Linked DNA regions of Homo sapiens: all the other regions are linked to region 2. A link is an interaction called in ENCODE POLR2A ChIA-PET data of the cell type or tissue named here. Cell type or tissue: OCI-LY7. All regions are shown on one strand. Region 1 has its middle 27 kb from the start of GAPLINC. Region 2 has its middle 30 kb from the start of LINC01895. Region 3 has its middle 47 kb from the start of TGIF1.

Region 1 (2,500 bases), 170 kb before region 2:
TCTACTCTCCAAAAAAAAAAAAAGTGTAATTTAGGTTTTATATAGAAATTGAACAAAATTGTTTGTTCCGAAAATGACTTTTCTTTTTATATCTTTGAAATCCACCCCTTGAGAATATAAACTGATTTTGCTTTAAATAAATGACATCTTAAAAATCAAAGCGTCTGAATGTGTTCATTCTCGAATGCCATTGATACTAAAGGGTGCTGAAATTTACCTTGGGTTTGCTCAATAGGTTGTTTGACTTGCAGCTGCTAAGCCAAGATCGAATCAACTCATTTTGCAAACAAACTAGTGGCCCTGTCTGAAAACCCTCTCTCAGCTCTAATTCAATTACCAGCGCAAGTTTACTTACAGTGACTGTAAGTCACTCATCCTCTCCCATAAAGCATAGAGATGGGAAATAGCGTGCTACCCCCTAGTCGTATGCTGTCCTCTGGGTTTGCTGCTGGTCCAGGAAGGCGTCATCAGAAAATCACAGGAATGTGAAGCTCCAGTGTGATTCCTGATTCCTGTGTCTCGACTTAGACAGCCAAGGGATTATTCCAATAGGTCTTCTTTGTAAATGAGCACAGGCCTCAACTTAGAGAAAATGGCTGAGAGCAAGCAAACATTTTCATAAATGCCAGCTCAAGCTCTACCACGCAGCTGATTGAACTGTTGCTATTCATGGGGCAGAATATTTTCACTAGTGCTGATTATGATTGCCACGTTCCCTCTTCACACTTCTTGTCTGTCTTCTTGAAGAAGTAGGTGCTAATTTCATCTGGAAACTTGATCGATAAATTAGTGTTATTAGCAAGCTTCTTTTGAGATCTCAATGAAGAGGTTCTTCAGTTGAAAAACTCTTCCTTTCACTTTGGAAAAGGGGAAGTCGGAGCAAATAGAGCCTGCGTTTTCTCTTCTGTTACTGAGGGGGAAAATGCATTCTTCCTGTTGACTCTACAAGGAGATTATAAGCAACAATTTCAGATTTCTGTAGTCTTAAATCCAGATGCTTTTACTGCTTGTGAGGACCAATGCTCTACAAATAAAAACCATTCCAGCATAGCTACCCTTCAGAGATTTGCATATATAGTTGTCAGTTGATGAACACTTCCTTCTTTCTCTGAGCAATTTCAATTATGAAAAGTAAGCAGGAACATTTAAGGAGCTGGAAGATACAATAGTTGTCCCCATAAGGTATTGTCGAAGAAACATCTCCCCAGGTTTCAATAAAAATATTCTACTCTGTGTGTGTGTGTGTGTGTGTGTGTGTGTGTGTGTGTGTCTTAGGGAATAAACACTTGCTATATGAAAATGTGTACTGCTATATGTGACATTTTTTAAAAATACCAGATTTGTCACACCATTTCCTTTCTAGAATAAAATCTAATATGCTTTATAACCTCAGCCAATATGATGTTTGTCTGTAATTCCCAAGTGAGAGAAGAAGCAAATTTCACAGACAGAACTTGAGCAAAAGTGAAAAGGGGATAGTTTAAATCATTTACCCTTAGATTCCTTTCCTGTTTGGTTTAATTTAACATATTTCTTGAGAAGCCCCTCCTCCTCAACATGCTCCTGGAAAAAAGTCCTGCTTCCTTTACTGAGGAGGGGTTTAACTTTTCTCTTCTCTGCAGCCTGGCCGCTGGCCGGAGCAATACCTGGGAGGTCTTGGTGAGCCTGGCACTTCCAACATTGAGTTTGGCAAACATGAAAACAACTCAAGGGCTCCTGAACTTTTCCTCAACATTAGTCAAGCAAGGAAATGAGTCTGGAATGACTGAAGAGGGATCCTTTCCAAGGAGCTGGTGCCTGTGTGTCTAGTTTTGAGTTAATGCACCAGGGATACCTTGACCAGCAGGTTGTTCAAAATGAAATCCAGGGCATCTTGCAGAGAGAGTGAAAACTGATCAATAGTTTGGAACATTGGAACAGTGGAGAGGGGTTGGCACAGGAAAATGGGGATTTCCAAAATGAATTCAAGTGAGGGTTAATCACTTCGTCAATAATGGTGATGTGGGGAATGATTATTTAGATAATTCTGGGTAATTCTGCAGACAAAGAAAGAAAGAAAGGAAAACACTCTACCAGGGAGGACCTAAGATGTTTTGGCATCAGCCTATTCAAGGACCATCAGTGGCTAAACTCATCATGTTCTCAAGGGCACTTCATTTGAAGATAGAGTGAGGCCAATGACCAACTATTCTTCTAGCAAAGACAACACATTAGAATTGAGTTAAATATTCAACTGAGAGAATTTGGGTTAAATATTAAAGAAATGCTTACCTAAAAGAAAATACCAGGTCTCAACAGCCATGAGAAACTCAATATACCTCCTGAGATAAGTCCTTCTGACAGAACCATGTCACCGGGAGGAGCCTCATTAAGAGGGCAGGTCTTCCATGCCTATTAAGTATTTGTCTGTTGGATGGTAGATGCATAAAAGACAGGGTTCCCTACTCCATGATCCCTGTTGGCTTCAGCCCAAAGTAGTGATTCCCCAGTAACTCCAGAG
Region 2 (2,500 bases):
AATTCATTTAGATCCCAGTATTAGAGAATCATTTCCTGAAAAATGTCATACATTATATGTATTAAGCAATGGCCTCAAAGTTAGTCATTGTTTTTCACTGAATAATTTTGAAGTGGCTTAAATGCATGGGAACTAACAATCCCCTTCAAACTGAGGTTACTGCTGGTGGCCAGACACCCCTCAGATTCATGGGTGATTCAATGCACCTGCAAAGTGCAGTGTAGCATTTCGGTCCACAGTTGTGTTCACGGAACACACGTGTGAGCTGTCAGGCAGCTCAGGGCATTGCATGAAGGTAACTAGAAACACAATTTCCACCTCTTTTTAAACTAGTGTAGTTCAAACCTTCCCTCATTTTTAAGTTCTTTTTTATTGAGGTGTAACTTACATTCAGTAATGTGCCAAGTCCTATGTGTTCAGGTCAATAAATTTTTACAAACACACACACATGTGCACAACCCCCTATAGCCACCACCCAGATCAAACACCCAGGGGGCTTCCTCAGGCCACCTCTTATCAATTTCCCACAAAGGTAACCATTATTCTGGCCTTTAACACCAAAAGTTCATTTTCAAGCCTTCACTATTAAAAAACAACATCAACAACAAAAAACAAGCAACTAATGGCATGGGATCGTAGGCTGGATAAGGAAGGGCAGCCAAGAGTGTTTTAATCAATTTTATTTAAAAAAAAAAAAAGCAAAACTCTGTTACTATCTTTTAACTTATCGTCCTTGCTCACTGTGTTCTTTTAAAATATAACTGTGTGAAAGATCTTAGATTTAATACATCTCTTTTAAAGGAGAATTTTTCTAGACTTCTCTTTTTATGGTTTATTTGTGCCTGAACTTTTGGCATGCTCTAGAGATCAGAGAAAGCCTAACGACGCGGAAGGAGGAACATAATTTCAGAAGGACATTGATTTTCTTTTTTAGTCTTAAGTTCAATTTTCATACCTGTTCTATTTCTCACTGCTTTGACTCTGGACCAACACTTAGCTCTAAATATTCACCAACGTGTGTGCATACTATTGCAGAATATACATATTGAAATATTATTGTTTATTATTTAATGCTTTAGAATAACTGCAGGAAGATTGCATAGTTTCAGCATAGAGATTTCAGGGAGGAAGCAGGTTCTGAAATGGATTTTGTTTAAAGTGTGGGGGTAATTACTCTGGAGTCCCAAAGCAGCAACTTAAAGGATGCTGAAATTGGACCTGAGTGCAAAGGGAGTGTCTGGTATGGAACATCAGTGTACTGGGGGTGGGGGTAGTTCCTGATTGGGTGCAACCCAACCCAGAGTTCAGCATCTGGCCATCAGCTGACCTAATGTGACCCTTCCTACCAAGAGTAGATGCCCTCTGCTTACATCTGTTGGGACTGAGAACACTCCAACACCCTTTCAGCTGTGCTGAAGGAAGCTAACAACTTTCAAGAGGCTGGAGGTGGCAGTGGCAAACCCAGCTCTGTCCCCTACAGACAGTAGCCCTGTACCCTACAGACAGTAACCCTGTCCCCAGACACTTAAAGTCAGAGAGCTAAGACTTCAATAGAAAAGCTTACAAAACAACTGGATGCAATCTTCATGCAGCATCATAGTGAACAGTAAAGATCAGATTCATGGCTGATCCGGTATAAAACTGTAAAAGCACTCTTCTCTATACGTTCAAAACGTGGAAGCAAAACTGATCATTGATATTTATTTAAAACCTTGATTGTCCCGCCATGCCACATACTTTTCCTTTAGACTACTCTCTACAAGTATTTTCTGACGCTATTTAACAACAAATACAAACATACTGAGAGTGGTGAAAGAAAATAGGAGTGCTCTTAATTAGAGGTAAAACCACAAGCTGACACAAAATGATATTTTGCTCTAGAAATGAGAATTAAGAGGTGGGAGACTGATGCTGCTGTCTTTTCAGATGGAGCCCCGGGGGGGCCGTGGCTGGCCTGGAGCTGGGGTGGCAGAGTCTCTCTCCTGGTTTTGCTCTCACAGAGCGTGACATCTCCCTGGAGCAAGGTGGGACCACTGCTGAGCTCACATCAGTCACTGTACTTCCTAGGAAGTTTTCTGATACAACGTCATTTCCTGTAAGTTGGGATTTTTGCACACAGGACAAAACAAAGATGACAGCTCATCTCTCTTGACCCTGGTAGGTATTTAAGTGAAAACCGGAATCAATGATACATTGCCCTGGGATTTATATTTTTCTGGAAAAAGAAAAGAACAATCTCTGCCTACATCTGCATACCCAAAAGATGGATATAAAATGAAAGCCTCCCCTACTCCAAAAGGGAAGCAAAAGAGTGTTAATGAAAATCAAATGACCAAGGTCATTGACCATGTTATAGTACATCTGAGTGATGCAGAGGGGTAGTAGAGGTGATAGGAAACAGACACACACAAAGGGGAAGCTGCAATTTTGTCTTCCTTTCAGGAATGCGGGCAAGAAAGTGAGTAAGCAATATATGACAGTTCTCCGGACCTGTTAGGTT
Region 3 (2,500 bases), 83 kb before region 2:
GCATATAATTAAAGGGATAAACTTTTTATAGGGAGTTTTCATCCACCACATCTCTTGTGTGGGACACTTCCTTTCCAGAGTGTTCTTTAAACCAGGGGACTAGAGTTTCTTTGACTGAACAGAACTGTAGAGCACATAAATAAAATGGTTGTCTATTTCCCATTAACTATGAATAATTCATTTTTTTATCATTACTGACAAAAATGTTACTGAACATCCAGGTCACTAGAAGTTCAGATTTATAGATACTATTTTTTTTTTAATTATTGAAAAGAAAAAAAAGCTTTTAATTTCCTTGACCACATAAAATAATATTAACGGACTACTTAAATGAGCTCATATATACAGGTTGTAAATTAGTATTTTTTGAGAAACTATGTGTCCCATAACTTTCATATATTCACCAATCACCAATTGATGCCTTCAACAATCTTTTTTTTTTTTTTTTTTTTTTTTGAGATGGAGTCTTGCTATGTTGCTCAGGTTGGTCTCTAACTCATGGGCTCAAATTATCCTCCTGCCTCAGCCTCCTGAATAGCTGGGATTACAGGCATGCACCACCATGCCTGTATCTTATGAAGATCTTATTTCTATCATGTTGCTGAGGAAATCGGCTACCCTAATTACCCTGTGTAAAGTCACATAGGAAAGAATTGACTGGGTTGGGGTTAATTTCCATTTCTGCTGGACCCCAAAGCCTATGCCCTTTGTACTATGTCATAGACACAAAGACAGGTGGGTACATCTGTTCCCATCTGTTTTTATTCCCCAGGGTTGTGATAGCAAAATATCACAGCTGGGTGGCTTCAGAACACAGGAATTTATCATCTCATACTTCTGGAGGCTGGAAGTCTGAAATTAATGCGTTGGTAGGGCCATGCTCTCTCAAAAGCTCTAGGGAGAATCTGTGCATGCCTTTCTCTTAGTTTCTGGTGTCACAAGCAGTGCTTGGCTTGTAGCTGCATAACTCTAATCACTACCTCTGTGGTCACATGGTCACATGACATTCTTCCTGTGTGTGTCTGTCTTCACATGGTTATCATCCTGTACCAATCATAGTGGATTAGGAGGCCTCCCCATTCCAGTATGATCTCATGTTAACTAATTAGATCTTCAATGATCCTATTTCCAAATAAGGTCACATTCTGAGGTTCTGGAGATTAGGATTTCAACATATGTTTTTTGAGGGGACCCAGTTCAACCACCACACCATCTTAATTGGGTTTCCTTGTCTAAAAGGACTCGATTTCAATCACTTACTGATGAATAAATGTATGATTAGCTAAAAATTCTCAAAATTAACTCATATAAATACCTACACAATTTCCTAAAAGGAGAGTAAAATTCCTTTTGAAGGAAACCTGATGTTTTCATCTTGAATCTGTATTGGAATCATGTCATTGAAATATTTCACACTAGTGGATGGTTTTTATTTTGAGTTAAAATATTGCAAAGATTAAAATGTACCCAGGAGTTACTGTCATCACATTAGAAGTAACAGAATCACATTCATTCCTAAAAAGCATAGTCTCACAGACAAGTAGTTTTAGAGTATTAAAACAATGCATCATGATAAAAACTAGATCTTTTTAGAATGTAAAGATTTCTTTGGAGTACTTCACTCTTTGTAGAATCTGAAGAAAAACAATAACTAAAATCAGTGTGGAGTTCACCTCAGTGCTGAGTTTAATTATTGTCTTGCAAATATTTACAATACTATTGTTTTATTGCAGATGGCTCTTCCAGAAATGTCAAACTGCCCATTATGACTGGATGTACCTACTGTATACTAATATTTTCTTTCTGTTAATAGATAGCAGTTATTTCAAATATACAAACAGGATTATTTCATGTATGTAAATAATTACAGACTGTTTTTTGTTACTCAGATATCTACTGTATTCCTTATAAAAATGAATGTCAATAGAACCTGAATTCCCCGGGTCGAAACAGTGATCTCTCTGGGCTATAGCACAGGGCCCCTCTCAGATGTCTAAAACCATTAGGAGTGACAAAGCTGTACTTTCAAAAAGGCACATATTTACATATGGCTTGAATAAATAATTTTCCCTCTAGTTGCAGTTCTGTTACTTGTATGGTTTCATTTCCCTTCACTTACTATCAATCACTGTCCCCCATCACCCACAAAGACAGTCTGAGTATAAGGTAATATCATTTTCTGGTTATATACATTTCTCTTCTAAGATTCAGGATATATGGTAGTTCATGTATTTAACAAAAGTAACCTGAATGTTCCCCGGGTCCTCCAGCTTTCAACATGCTTGTGGGCATATGTATGAACTTGGGTGTGTGTATGTGGCCAAGGGAACACGTCTATTTAAAGCCTATACAAAGCAGCTGAAACTCCCACCCTACTTGTCTGCAGCAAGTCCAATTTCCTCCACAGCCGTTTCTGAGTCTCCTTCAAGGTAGGTGAGGGTTGCTTCTCTTTTTGACATTTTCTTTTTTTTTTTTTCTTTTTGAGACAGAGTCTCATTCT

The links. ChIA-PET counts read pairs that join two places held together with the same protein. Peaks named below come from ENCODE experiments on the same cell type or tissue, not always from the same donor. Only the 100,000 strongest peaks of a DNase experiment are listed, where the experiment ranks them.
Region 1: POLR2A ChIA-PET joins it to region 2 with 5 read pairs; 1 of 35 experiments calls an interaction of 5 or more read pairs at or near these places.
Region 3: POLR2A ChIA-PET joins it to region 2 with 7 read pairs; 4 of 35 experiments call an interaction of 5 or more read pairs at or near these places.

The regions. Positions count from the first base shown.
Region 1 is chr18:3,492,100-3,494,599 of GRCh38, reverse strand. No RefSeq gene overlaps it. Among named protein-coding and RNA genes, the nearest start is that of GAPLINC, 27 kb to the right of the region's middle. In OCI-LY7, no CTCF peak of the experiment used is centred here; a DNase peak (open chromatin) is centred at 989; H3K4me3 peaks cover 1,591 bases; H3K27ac peaks cover 2,011 bases.
Region 2 is chr18:3,319,061-3,321,560 of GRCh38, reverse strand. No RefSeq gene overlaps it. Among named protein-coding and RNA genes, the nearest start is that of LINC01895, 30 kb to the left of the region's middle. In OCI-LY7, no CTCF peak of the experiment used is centred here; DNase peaks (open chromatin) are centred at 250 and 1,370; H3K4me3 peaks cover 1,047 bases; H3K27ac peaks cover 1,986 bases.
Region 3 is chr18:3,401,683-3,404,182 of GRCh38, reverse strand. No RefSeq gene overlaps it. Among named protein-coding and RNA genes, the nearest start is that of TGIF1, 47 kb to the left of the region's middle. In OCI-LY7, no CTCF peak of the experiment used is centred here; DNase peaks (open chromatin) are centred at 992, 2,092 and 2,382; H3K4me3 peaks cover 1,762 bases; H3K27ac peaks cover 2,039 bases.